Regions from separate parts of the Mus musculus genome. Here region 1 is linked to region 2. Evidence: chromatin contacts called from ENCODE Hi-C data. All regions are on one chromosome and are shown on one strand. The core of a region is the stretch at or near the end of the contact, and the rest is flanking DNA. Distances in the headings are between cores, read along the strand shown. Region 1 holds the start of Dnajc10 (DnaJ heat shock protein family (Hsp40) member C10). Region 2 holds the start of Cwc22 (CWC22 spliceosome-associated protein).

Evidence for each region. Hi-C counts contacts between places; a loop is a spot of excess contacts on that map.
Region 1: a loop to region 2 is called in a map of heart, with 4 times the contacts of the local background. The contact joins the promoter of Dnajc10 here to the promoter of Cwc22 in region 2. A Hi-C loop is called at or near these places in 3 of 37 maps with a recorded cell type or tissue (heart and v-Abl transformed pro-B cells).

What each region holds. Positions count from the first base shown.
Region 1 is chr2:80,313,159-80,319,938 of GRCm38, forward strand. It overlaps Dnajc10 (DnaJ heat shock protein family (Hsp40) member C10), which reads left to right and starts at 2,308. Exons shown (of 23, transcript NM_024181.2): 1 at 2,308-2,647; 2 at 4,091-4,441; 3 at 6,002-6,164. The coding sequence starts at 4,238.
Region 2 is chr2:77,943,983-77,950,748 of GRCm38, forward strand. It overlaps Cwc22 (CWC22 spliceosome-associated protein), which reads right to left and starts at 2,374. Exons shown (of 20, transcript NM_001362658.1): 1 at 2,168-2,374.

The DNA of each region.
Region 1 (6,780 bases), core at 1,058-3,557, 2.4 Mb after region 2:
AATGGTAAGATTGGCAAGATGGCACAAAAAAAATTTTTTAAGAGTTTCAACTGGCCAGATATAAAACTACTTAAATTTCTAAGTAAAAGAGAGTAACAGGTTTGATCAATTTTATAAAACAGGAATCTATGAATCCACAAAAATACAATAAATAAATCGAAAGCTTAACAAGAAGAATTTATTTCTCCAAGTAGCTCCCTACAAAGGACATCTTATTAAAAGTAAAATGTAACTTACATGGAAAAAAATCACAAAAATCCTCCTATTCAAGTTATTTACCACTACCAACAATGGGAGAAACAAAAATTTGAGACCATCAGATAAGACAGTGAGAATACAATGCCATTTGTTACATGTCTGTCAAATGAACACAACTAAATCAAATCATGAAGAATCCTCAGTCACATAAAAATAGGATCTATCTATAGTATCTATAACACAACTGGCCTGAATTCTATACAAGTTTAAGACCTTGAAATCTGGGAAAACTGGATAAACATTTCTCATTAAGGAAGTCTAAAACACGATTGTGCTAAACAGAAAAAAAGAAAAATAGCTCCTTACTAGATCCTCATACTGGGAAGTCTTACTGATAATTGGAAAAACCGGAATCTGACATTTGTGGACTAGACACTGATAATGTGTTCACAGAAACTTCCCATATTCGAAGGTTGTACTTTTAAAAGAAAGCATCCCATCTGTGAAAAAAACACACACTAGTTTTGGGGGGTGGGGGGGGTCATGGGAGAAGTCAACTTACTCCCAAACTTTTGAGAAAAACAATTTTTTTGTACTACAACATTTAATTCCTTGTAACTTTAAGATCATTTCAAATTAAGCAAAGTCATCCTTACATAAAACATTTCATCACTTAAAACTCTTCTTCAGCTTCCCATTGAAAAGGGGGAGGACTTTTAAGTTTATTTTTAAAGATTTGTTTATTTTTATGCACATTGGTGTTCTGCCTACATGTCTGTGCAAGAGTGCCAGAGCCTCTGGAACTGCTGTTACAGATAGTTGTGGGCTGCCATGTGGGTGTTGGGAATTGAACTCTGTCTTCTGGAAGAGCAGCCAGTAATCTTAACCACTGAGCCATAAAACCTCTTAAAATGAGCTGAAAGCTGTTGGATGGTCGTTTCTACCTTTTGGTCTTACTGTGATCTGTGTTTCATATTTTTTCCTTCCTAATTACAGATATATTTGAATAACTAACAGGCTAATGTGTCCCTCTATCATCCAATTTATTAGGAGCAGAAAGTCTTTGCTCTTGTTACCCACCAGTACATATCCCAGAGAAGAGAAAATGTTTTACACACTGCTTTAAATTACTTGTGGCATGCTGCCTGTGTGTCTGTGTTTTCTCTGCTTTTCCTTTCCTAAGCATCTCCTTTGAATCCTCCCTTCAGGAGTTGCAAACTATGTAAGATGCAACTCCAGTCCTTTACAATAAAGCTTTAAGAAGCTTCCTTACCATCTAAAAATATAAGTTGAAATGTATTCACTATGGTAACAAAAACCTATTAGTTTCCACTTGATTCTTCAGTTCTCTGTTTTGCTTTTAGATTTTTTTCTAAGGAGTTTTGGATCACCGTGGCATAATGAACTAGGTTGTTTAAGTGTTAATCTTATTTTCCTCAATTTTTAGTTACCCATTTATTTTCCATTTTGACATGTGTATGATAATCAGCTGTATCTCCCGAGAATATTTTAGGGCTGAGTTAACGCGTGTGTACTTCGGCCAGTTCCTGGTACAGGTTAACAGCTGCTACTTCAGGCTCTTTCTGATATTTCTGCCTTTGTTCGTTATACTTCCGCTTCTTTCCTACAATATGTTGGTTTAGCAACAGGTCCTACAGCCATAAAATTATTAACTGACATCTGGTTAACTACCCAAAGACTCACTATCAATTTCTACTTATTTCAAATCACTACCACCAGCTTCCATCACTTCCTCTTTCAGGGACTTTAATGTGTCTACTTCAACGGTCAAAGTGTCATGACTCAAACACTGCAGTTTCTGTAACAAATCCAGTAAAGGAGAGGATCAGAAGGCAGATTCACAAATCCAGAAATCCTGTAGAACGCTTCATATTTGTTGATACATAAAAGTTGTAAACAATTTTATTTCTAGAAAACTTTAATTATTCTGTCCGGTCCCTGGCAACGGGGTCAATTCAGACAAGTTCTCCACTTTCTGCCAAATCTGCCCTTTCAAGGATACCCACCCTTTAACCAAACCTCCAGAGAGCCGGATCTCTCCACCCGGGTTTTCCCGTCGCCCTGGCAACGGGACCGGAAAAGGCGGGCTTCACACCCTTCCTTCCGCCAGCGGTTGACTACGGCCGCAAGATGCCTGTGGGCCGCGCTGCGGGATGCTTCCCTATCTCTGGCTAGGAGCGGGACCCGCAGCCACCGCCGCAGCCACACAGAAGGCCACGTCAGCCTCGGCGGTCCCACCCGTCCCTCCCTGCTGGCCACCCGTCGGCCTTCGCCCACGCCTTTCCCACAATGCCCCGCGCCAGGCCCCGCCCCGCCGGCGCGACGGGAGCGGCAGAATTGCTGCTGCGCGCGTTCGCAGGCAGCGTCCGGTCCTGCCGGGTCCGGAGCTCGGCGACCTGAGGATGGGGCAGTAGCTGAGGACGCCGAGGTGGGCGCGGGCCGGGCTCCACGCACTGCGGGGGCATCAGGGAGGGAGGACGCCAGACCCATCCCACCGCCTCGGTGCCCCCATTGCGCCGGGTTTTCACGGCCCCCTCCACCCCACCTCTGCGAGCCCCCTTCTGCTCGCACTTTCTAACTCGGGGTCTCTCTCCCTGGTCCGACCTGGGACCTCAAGGCGCACCCTTGCCAGCCCCGTACCCTCTGTCTTTCGCCTCTCCCCGATCCCGCTCTGGAGCGGTGGCAGCATCCCTCATTAACACTGCGTTTACCTGCAGCCTCACTGGCCCCAGGCTGTTCAGTTATTCCCAGGCTTTGCCTGAACCCACCCTAAGCCGAGGGACACCTTATCCCAAAGTCGCCTTTGTTGAGATTTGTTCTTCATTTGTTTTCCTTCCTGATGGTTGTCAGTCTGGGTATTTCTGTTTTACTGTCAGTATATTTTACAAAGGGCTATTAGGGGAGGCGGGTGAAAAAAGGGAGTTAGACGTGAGGTGAGGCCTGTTCCCAGGTAAGGAGAAATACTTAGAAACATATCCGGACTTAAGGGAAGAGAGCTGAAACTGAGGAGGTTAGGGAAGTTAGATCTTTTTTTTTTCCCCCAAAGCATTTGAAGATATTAAAGAGGACTAGTTTAGCTGTAAGGTTAAATGTTAGGGTTTTACCCTCAAGCAATGCCTGGTGCTCTTTGTTTTCCTAGTTTTTACTCCAGACAGGAGCTTTACAGTGAAATTGCATTGATTTGCAATTATTATAAAATATCTTCTCTTGGTGCTAACACTTTAGAGAACTTGTGTGGCCTGCTTTTTTAAGTTATCTATTTTTATACTGATGTTCTTAAACGGTTATGTAAAAAAGTACAACCCTCTTGGAAAAGCTTCATGCTTCCTTGTTTTTCCCTCGAAGGCATTCTCTACAAATGAGATTAGATTTAAAAAAGGAACTTGATAAGCTTTCCAGGCGTGGAAGGAGCTGAAAGGGAGGAGGTATTAGAAAGGGCAGCGTGCTGGGAGAGAAAAGAAATACTGCTGAGTCTTATCCTGGTAGCATCATATTGACCAGAGCCTTTGTGTCTCTGTCCCTGTCTCTCTCAGTATCTCTGTCTCTGTCCCTCCCTCCCTCCCCCATCTCTCTCTCTCTCTCTCTCTCTCTCTCTCTCTCTCTCTTTCTCTCGCATATGTGTGCCTGTGTTTTTCTTGAAAGCTAGCTAGCTACTACTACTCATTACCTTTTTCCTGCTATCAGTGATTTTACAAACATGCCTACCTGAATACAGGGGCAAGGGAGGGTCCTGGAGAATAGGGGTTCAAAGCTATTCACAGGGATGTGACCTTCAGTGTGGAAACTGTATTACTGGCTGTGTCGCTTGACAAATCATGCTATAAATGTTAAGTCTGAAAAGTATTTTAACTGCCTGGTTTGCTCTCTTTAGGTTAACATTTCTGAGCTGTGTTCCCGAGATGCTTGATTGACCCTTGAAGTTATGTGGACAGAGATTCTCACGTGTGTCTATTTTAACCACCGGACCCAGCATTGTATCTTAATGTTCACATAAGTCAGAACTTTCATAAGAAAGAGAATGGGAGTCTGGTTAAACAAAGATGACTTTATCAGAGACTTGAAGAGGATCAGTCTCTGTCTTCTGATACTGTACGTGGTCGTTGTGGTGGGCACAGATCAGAATTTTTACAGTTTACTTGGAGTGTCGAAAACTGCAAGCAGTAGAGAAATAAGACAAGCCTTTAAGAAATTAGCACTGAAGTTACATCCTGATAAAAACCCGGTAGGCAAACTTTCTCTTTTAAATATCGGGATATTTATACTGATGTGCTTAAACGGTTATGTAAAAAAGTACAACCCTCTGGGAAAAGCGGGTTTTCACTCTTTTTAAATCAGTGAAATGCTTAAGCATACTGTCGGAAATTGTAATTTGGGAACTGTAGATGTAATTCAGAAGTAGCGCCCTTACACAGCAGGCACACGACTCAGGGGTTCGATCCCCACCACCTGAAACCCAGTTCATCTGTTAAAGTAAAACCAGGAGAAGCCAAGTACAATGATTTTGTTGGCATCAGATACATAGTTACCTCTTCTCTGTAAACTGATTTACAGCAGAAGTAGAGACACTAACCCCCAAGTCTTGTCTGTGAAGTGGTGTTCACACTCAAGTGGGTGATGAACCCATAGAGACAAATCTGCCCTCAGAATTCAAGTGTCCTGCAGATGTGACAGCAGTCACTAGTCACAGCGTGCTCTAACTTTCTCTCTTGTTCCATGCCCGGCTCCAGCTTCCGACTTAAAAACTTATAAATGAAACCTTGACAGCTCCAAAGGGATTTCCAGTTGTAACTATTTGATTGTCTACCCAAGAATCTTTAAAAACAGATTGATTTTGAATGTTATGGTTTTTTAAAATTTAAAGTTTTTTTTTTCATTAATTTTTAGCTTATCATATGAGAGGACATGATGGAGATAATTTCTGAAGTAGAAATTTATAAATGAAATTATTTTGTTCAATTACATAATAACTACATTATAAACTCTTAGTTAATTATCTTTCCCACAGATCTGTATTATATTTAAATATTTGTTCTTGTTGTTTTACAAGTTTTTGTCTTAAAATTTCCAAGTGTGATTTCCAGAAGCCGAATCTGTGAAACAGTGAAGAAGTTACATTTTTCAGTCCAGTTTGGAATTGCTATCTTGGTATTATTTCTTAATTAATAAACTTGACTCATTAAAAATACACTTGCCGGGCAGTGGTGGCGCATGCCTTTAATCCCAGCACTTGGGAGGCAGTGGCAGGCGGATTTCTGAGTTCGAGGCCAGCCTGGTCTACAGAGTGAGTTCCAGGACAGCTAGGGCTACACAGAGAATCCTGTCTCGTAAAAACCACACAGAAAAAGAAAGAAAAAAGAAAGACAGACAGACAGACAAAACTACACTTTATGTTGAATCTCACCAGAGAACATTACTATTGTTACAGAAGTAACACAGTTTGGAGTAAAGGCTTCAAGGTCCCTTAGGTTTTATTAGTTGCATTTTTTTCTTTCAGCATTTGTTACAAGAGAATTACTGCTCTTTACCCATTGATCTTATTTGGATACTTTATATAGACATGAGAAACTGTGTTGCCGAGACTCACACTTTCCCCATTTGGACACTCTGCTTCCTTAGAAGGACTTCCTTAGTTCTTCTTGATGATTCTTGGTCTGTTGCCTTGCCCTGCTTTTTCTGCTGATATCTAGTATTCAGGGATCGCTGGAATCAATTAAAGCTGTGTTTCTGAAAAGATTCAAATTGTGCATTTGAAGTAACTATTGCATCTAATATTTTTTAACAGAATAACCCAAATGCACATGGTGATTTTTTAAAAATAAATAGAGCATATGAAGTACTCAAAGATGAAGATCTACGGAAAAAGTATGACAAATATGGAGAAAAGGGACTTGAAGATAATCAAGGAGGCCAGTATGAGAGCTGGAGCTACTACCGTTACGATTTCGGTAAGGTGATGTTACTCCTGCAGTCTCAGTTGTCTCCTCCCTCACCCGTGCTGGGACTTTATGCTCTCCCACCAGGCTGTCTCCCCACCTCAAGTCTTTCTTAGTATGAGTGAAAGAAAAGTGAGTTTTGTTCTACTATTTAGTTTGTACATTTCATATATGTTACTGTGATTAGTGTTTTCTAATGTACTCTCAAGCTGAGTTGAAAGGTAAGTGGGTTAGAATTCAGAAAATACTATACATACATGAGGGTATATTGGTCAGATTAAACTTAATATTCATATGTATGGTTCCTGTTAACTGAGTGTTTTATGCTGTATGTTGCATTAGAAGTTAACTATTAAAGCTTTTCAAAACTTTGAAGAGCATTACATTACGTGTTCCAACAAAAGCTGAACTTTTTAAGTATAATGGCAGCTTATGTGGTAAAAACACTGTCCTCTCCCAGAGCTCCCTGGGACTAAACCACCAACCAAAGAAAACACGTGGTGGGACTCGTGTCTCTAGCTGCATATGTAGCAGATGATGGCCTAGTCGGTCATCAGTGGAAGGAGAAGCCCTTGGTCTTGCAAAGATTCTAAGCCCCAGTATAGGGAAATGCCAGGGCCAGGAAGGA
Region 2 (6,766 bases), core at 1,124-3,623:
TAAAGTGATTCAGAGCACCCACAGGATAAATTTTCAAGGAGGAAGTATTGAACTTTGCCTGGCTTAAGCCACTACTGAGTTAGGCTCAAAGATAGATTAAAAACAGTTAATTCTGGGTCTCGCTTACTAAGTTATCAATTCTTTAATCATTGAAGCTTTTCCTAAAAAAGGATGCCCCACACTTTCTTTCCTTTCTGTTCACTGGCATTTACTAACATGGCACGATAGGCAAAGGCTTGTTTGAATCCACTCCCCTGCCCATGTGTGCTATCTTTTTAAAAAAAACATTTTAAAAAATGTCTTCAAAGTTTGTGCTGAGGTAAGCATTCAACTGTCTTCTCCCATGTTTACTTGGGAGGTGTAAGAAAAAGTGTTAACAAGCCTGAGAGTTTTCTGAAATCCTTAGTGCTCCATCGGCCTCCCTTGCTCGTAATTGTAGGGAACCTCAAAGTTGGCTCAAGACACTCCAAGAGCGTGTTCTCTGCACAAAGGAGACTTATTTGCCCCAGAAGGACAAAGGGCAAGAAACAGGAGACAAAGACAGGACACTAGGATGAGGGAGAAGGGGAAGGGAACAAGGGAGAGGGTAAAGGGGTATTTGTCCCAAGGGAACAAAGGACTGTCTCTGGATAGAGAGAAGACATACATATAGGAAAATATTAGCGTAGCGGGTAGAGGGGTTAGGCTGAGGTATTTAATTTAAATTGGGCATGTCAATTAGTTGACCCCAGAGAGGTTTTGGATTGTTGGACTTCAATGCTTTGATAGCTGGATCTCTGCAGGTTAGATCAGGGAACAGATCTTGGGGGCTAGCTTGAGGAATGTGATCTAACGGTTTTTAACAAGACACGGGGACTTGGGAAGGAGAGCCTTGTCCACCACATTCAAGCTGGCTAGAGTTCCTGCAGTAATTTCAGACTTACAGAGAAAACAAGGGAAATCTGACAGAAAAACCCTCAAAGACATTAGTTCCAATCTGCTGTATTACCGATAATCACTTCTTTCTGGAACTGGTCTATTTCCAGACTGAGTCTGACTGGGCCAGTCATGAACAAGGTAGGACTCAACTAAAATAACCAGTCTAAACCCGGCTAGCCCACACCTTTAATCCCAGCACTCAGAAAGCAGAGGCAGGCAGAACTCTTTAAATTTGAGGTCAGCCTGCTCTAAGGAGTGAGTTCCAAGACAGTCAAGACTACACAGAGAACAGGAAAAATAAATAAACAAAAGGCAGTTTAAATACAGAGCACAATTAACAGAAAAGGTAGCTCATTTTCACATGTATGGATCTTTTTTGCCTTCATATACATATAGGGACAGTTCAAGTTGCTGGTGCAAGTGGCTATCAGCAAGCAGGTATCCAGTCCCCTGAATCTGATATTATAATTTGTTGTGATCCATCTTGTGGGTGCTTGGATCGAACCTAGATCCCTCTGAAAGAGTGCTTTTAACCACTGGGCAAACTCACCAACGGCTTGCCGGGGCTCAGTTACTGTTTCTATTAATACCTTTCCCCAAATTATTCTTCCGGGGGGCGGGGGGGCGAGTTAAGTGGCTACAATGTATCAAAAAAGTCTTGCATTTAGAGCAGGTCAAACAGCTGGCACAGTGCTGTTTGTACTGTAGGGCCTGCAGCTCGCTAGGGGCAGGAACTGCAAACCCATGTTTGGAAGTTGCAAATAGTAGAGGCTTTTAGAGTTAAGGTTAACTACGTATGCGACCTAAACACAGAAGATGCGAAACATGGATCACTAGGGCTAAACATGACAGGGGTTCAGTCAAGTCAATGAAAACGATCCATAAATGAAAATGTAATAGAATTGGCTACTGGGATAAGCTGGAATGAGGCAAACGCGTTACCAGAATTTATTAATGCCAGCCCCGGGACGCCGACTGGGGACGCGACCCAGGGTGCTCCCAGGAGAGGTGTTCACCGACAACCCAGACCAAGGCCCAGACACGCACGCCCCGCCGCCGGCGCTAGGCCCAGCCGGCTCACACGGCACCTCGCGGGCCGCCGGTGGAGACGGCGCAGCCACATGAGGAAAGCAAGGCCCACCGGGCAAGCGCCCACTCGCAAGTCCCTGCCCTCTCCACGCGACCTAGCAACCCGCCGCCCCCACTCTGGCTCCTAGTCTATCCCGAGTCTTCAGAGTTCCGTAATTACCTAAAGCTCCACCGCGCCGCCATCATACCGGAAGAGCGTCAGTTCCCTTTCCCGGGTGAAAGTAGCGCGAGAAATTAGTGAAAAACTGGTAGTGAATTGGCAGGTATGTGATACGATTAATGATAATGCGGTATAGTAACACCTTGAGTCAAAGCAATCCAGCTAGTAACACTGTCATTCCTTACAAAGAACACGAGAAAAGAACATGTGAGTCCGAGTGAACTACAAAGTCCAGCATGCTCTGGCAGCGCGGACGGAAATGAGTTGTAGTTGGACCGCAGTGCATGACGGGAATTGTAGTTCGTTCGGATAGGAGGTCACACTAGAGACACTTTTGAGAGCTAGGTTTTCGAGGCATGCTTCTTATTCTAACACTACTCATCTTCTAAAGCCATAAAAAGTAGCTCTTAGTAGACACCGTAGCTTTTCTTTCTTTTTTTTTTTTTTCAGTGTAAAAGCTTAACACTAAGATACATACTATGAAACTACCGCAGAGGCTTACTATATAATACCTTGCCTGAAAATAATAAAAAAAGTAGCGATCCCTTTCAGATTTTTGACAGAAGCTTTACCAAAAGTCTGTTTGGGAGAAGAGGGGAAAGTGACAAAATGTTTAGTATCTATTAAGTTCCAAGATTTTAAATTCAAGTGAATGGAAGACTATCTGATTATAAATGATATGTTGTAAGGACAGTGAGAAGTAAATTGGAGGCCCAACATGGTGGTGTCTGCCTTTACTCCAAATATTTTGGAGGCTGAGACTGGCACTGTGTGTTCCAAGACATCCAGAGCTACATAATGAGCCCCTGTCTTGAAAGAGAGAGAGAGAGAGAGAGAGAGAGAGAGAGAGAGAGAGAGGAAGGTGAAAAAAGAAAAGAAGCAAGTTGCCTGGCGTGGTGGCACATGCCTTTAATCCCAGCACTCTGGAGGCAGAGGCAGGTGGATTTCTGAGTTCGAGGCCAGCCTGGTCTACAAAGTGAGTTCCAGGACAGCCAGGGCTATACAGAGAAACCCTGTCTCCGAAAATAAATAAATTAATTAATTAATTAAAAAATTAAAAAAAAAAGAAGCAAGTTGTATTTATGATACTTTCAGGGTTGGAATGTGAAATCTGTAACGAGTTTAGAGCACTGGCCTCAATTATACTGTTTCCTTAGTCTTTGATTTTCAGTGTTACCAAAAGGTAAGTGTTAAAGAGCATGCTAATGTGATTGGAAAGCTCTTCCTAAAACAACATCATCTTTATATTTCAAAGTATTTTGTAAACCAGGCCTGGCTTCTCCAAGAATTTTGTTTATTTTTTAAACAGGGACAAGGTCTCACTATGTAGCCCTGGCTGGCCTGGAACTTACTATGTAGACCAGGCTGGTCTTGAACTCACAGAGATCTGCCTGGCTCTGCTTCCTAGGGGCTGGCATCAAATGCCTGGGGCAGTAAGCTCTGCTTCTTTATTATAATTTTAGGGTGATTGAGCTTTCAGCCTTTTCCTAGAGATAGTATGACTTTGTTAGCGTTTCTCCTGCTATAAAGTGACACCATGACTACAGCAATTGTTATATTCAAACAAACAAACAAATGAACAAACAAACAGCCAATCTAATTGGCTTACAACAGAGGTTTATTCCATTATTGTGATGGTGGAATTCATGGTGGGGAGTTTTATGGCATCTAAGTAGTAGGGGGGCTAGAGAAGGAGTTGAGAATTCTATATCTAGATCCACAGACAGCAGGAGAAGACGTTCAAACACTGGCCAGGCGTGGGCATCTGAGAAGCCCACCTCAGTGACACACTTCCTTCCACTGCACCAAGTCTACCTCAACAAAGCCACACCTCCTAATTCCTGTGAGTCTATGTGGGCCATTTTTATTCAAACCCCCACAGGGTGTAAACAAAATAAAAATCCTGGGCTAGGCACTTTAATCCCATAATTTAAGAGGCAGACCTGTGTTCAAGTGTTCAAGGCCAGCCTGATCTATATAGTCAGTTCTCAGCCAGCCAAGGCTACGTAGTGAGCTTTTAATACTAGTACTTGGGAAGCAGAGGCAGATAGCTCTCTAAGAGTTTGAGGCTAGCCTGGTATACAGAGTGAGTTTCAAGCCAGCCAAGGCTACATAGCAAGACCATGTCAAAAGCAGAAAGAAAACAAGGCAAATCAAACCAGCAACAACAATATCAATAAAGCAAAGGGAATAATAAAATTCTAGAGCTGGTCCTCACTGTGTATTAGAGTTTCTAAAAGAGCAGTTTTGATAGAATGAATATATAATAAGAGATGTATCAGGCTGGCTTAAAAGATGTGGTATGAATAATTATCTTAGTTAGGTTTTTATTGCTGTGAAGAGACACTGTGACCATGGCAACTCTTATGAAGGAAAAGATTTATTGGGGCTGGTTTACAGTTTCAGAAGTTTAGTCTGTTATCACAATGGACAGGAAAAATGGTGGCACTTGGGCAGACATGGTGCTAGAGAAGGAGTTGAGAGTTCTACATCTTGATCTGCAGGCACCAAGGAGATTATGTGCCACACTGGGCATAGCTTGAGCATAGGAGATGCCAACAATGACACACTTCCTCCAACTAGGTCATACTTCCTAATAGTGTCACTCCCTATGGACCAAGCATTGATTAGGTCTCTGTGGGCATACCTATTTAAAACACCAAAATAGTCCAAGGACAGCTGCCTCACAGTGGAAGGGGCAAGAATTCTGTTGTTCCTCAGTCCATGAGACTGCAGTCTCTGTATTCCTGTCTGGTGTTGGGAGTCCTGGAAGGCTCCTGGAGAGCTGCTGTTTTTCACTCTGTGTTGGAATCCTCAAGAAGTTGGATTCAATACTGGCAGCAACAGGATAGACCAACCTGCTATTGATGGAGAAGGTGAAGACAAAAAACAGTTTCTCTCCTCCATGTCTTTTTATGTGGGCTGCCCCCAGGAGGTATGGATGAGATTTAGGATGAGTCTTCCTTCTTCAAATGATCTGATTAAGATAATCCCGCAGGAGTGTCCGGGAGCTTTGGTTTTAGTTGATTCTACATATAGAATGTAAGAGTCTTTGATTTGTGAAGAATGATACTCCAGACTCAAATAGTGTGCAACAGGAAAGAGTGTTTATTCTGCAAAGAACCTGCATGCAGGGTTCCACCATACATCAGGATGGAAGACAAAAGTAAGGGCTTTGCAGTGTCAAATGTAAATCCTATTAAGGTAGGAGAGGATGACTCTTAACTTCTTTCCCTTGATTGATTGGCTCTATCTCTAGGGGTATGAGTGTCTTTGTCATTGGTTAAGTGTCTGGGAGATTCTGCGAACTTATGCTGGCTCTATACTATATTATATACTATATACTATATACTATATACTATATACTATACTATACTATACTATACTATACTATACTATACTATACTATACTATACTATACTATACTTGGCTCAAGCTAGGTAGTGGGGCAGCTTTCTGACTGGCTGCCCATGAGGGGTGATTTTATATGGAATTGACTTGCTTTGGACTTGTCCAGTTCTGAGAAACAAAAACCTAGGCCTACTCTCCCAAACTGCCAGTTTGTAGTCTGTCCCGGAGTCAGCCTAGCTCTGGCTAACTCAGGACTCTCAAGTCAAGTTGTCAACTGAGGTTAGCCATCTTAAACTCATGTGTTACAAGAGATTCTGGTCTTCAGGGCTGAAGACACAGCTGTGATGAACATGAGTCCAGCTCCACTACAGTGAAACTTTTGCTTTGCTGGGGTAATTGGCAGGAGTCAGCTGGAGATGACGAAGTAGGCCTGATTAAGAAGAGAGCAGCATGCTTTTAATCCCAGCACCTGGGAGACAGAGGGAGAAGGATCTCTGTGAGTTTAAGGCCAGCCTGATCTACAGAGTGAGTTCCAGGACAGCCAGGGCTACATGGAGAGATATGATCCCTTCCTAGCTAAGCTTCCAATGTGTAAAAGAGCATAAGGTGTTTCCTGCTCCTGTCTAACATCAACAAGCAAAAGATGCTGCAATGCCATCCAGGGGTCCAAAATTCATCCCTAACTGGCAATTGAACTTGGCAGTGTTGTCTACCAGGTGCTAGCTTTAAGATTCTGGAGGATGGGAGAATAAAGAATCATGGATTACCCCCCACCCCCGTGGGAAGTTTCAGAGTGCCCCTGAGATGGGGAGTGTATGGTGGAGAGTCTCTATGTGAAGACCTTGAGACACTATTTGTTAAGCTTTGGAAGTAAAGCCTAGATTGCACTGGAGCCCCAATGATGCTGGAGATGCCAGAGTTGTGGGATGTCTGACAAGGAGAGCTGCACACAACAAGTGGAACTATTCCAAAGATAGATGTATAGTGTAAGTAGAAAAGCTGGAGAAGCAGATGATTTAAGCCCTTTGACACTGGCCATGGAGCTACAGGATTTGACATTCACTCTGCTGAGTCCTCTTCTTGCTTCGGTTCAGTATTTCCTTACTGTGTCCCCATTTCTCCCTTCTACCTAAATTCTAAGCCAATTCGCGTTGAAGGTATGGAATATACCTTTTTATTTTATAGGTGGTTATAATTAAGAGATTTCCTGGAGTCTCAGAAGAGACTTAGGACTTAACAGTGTTGAGC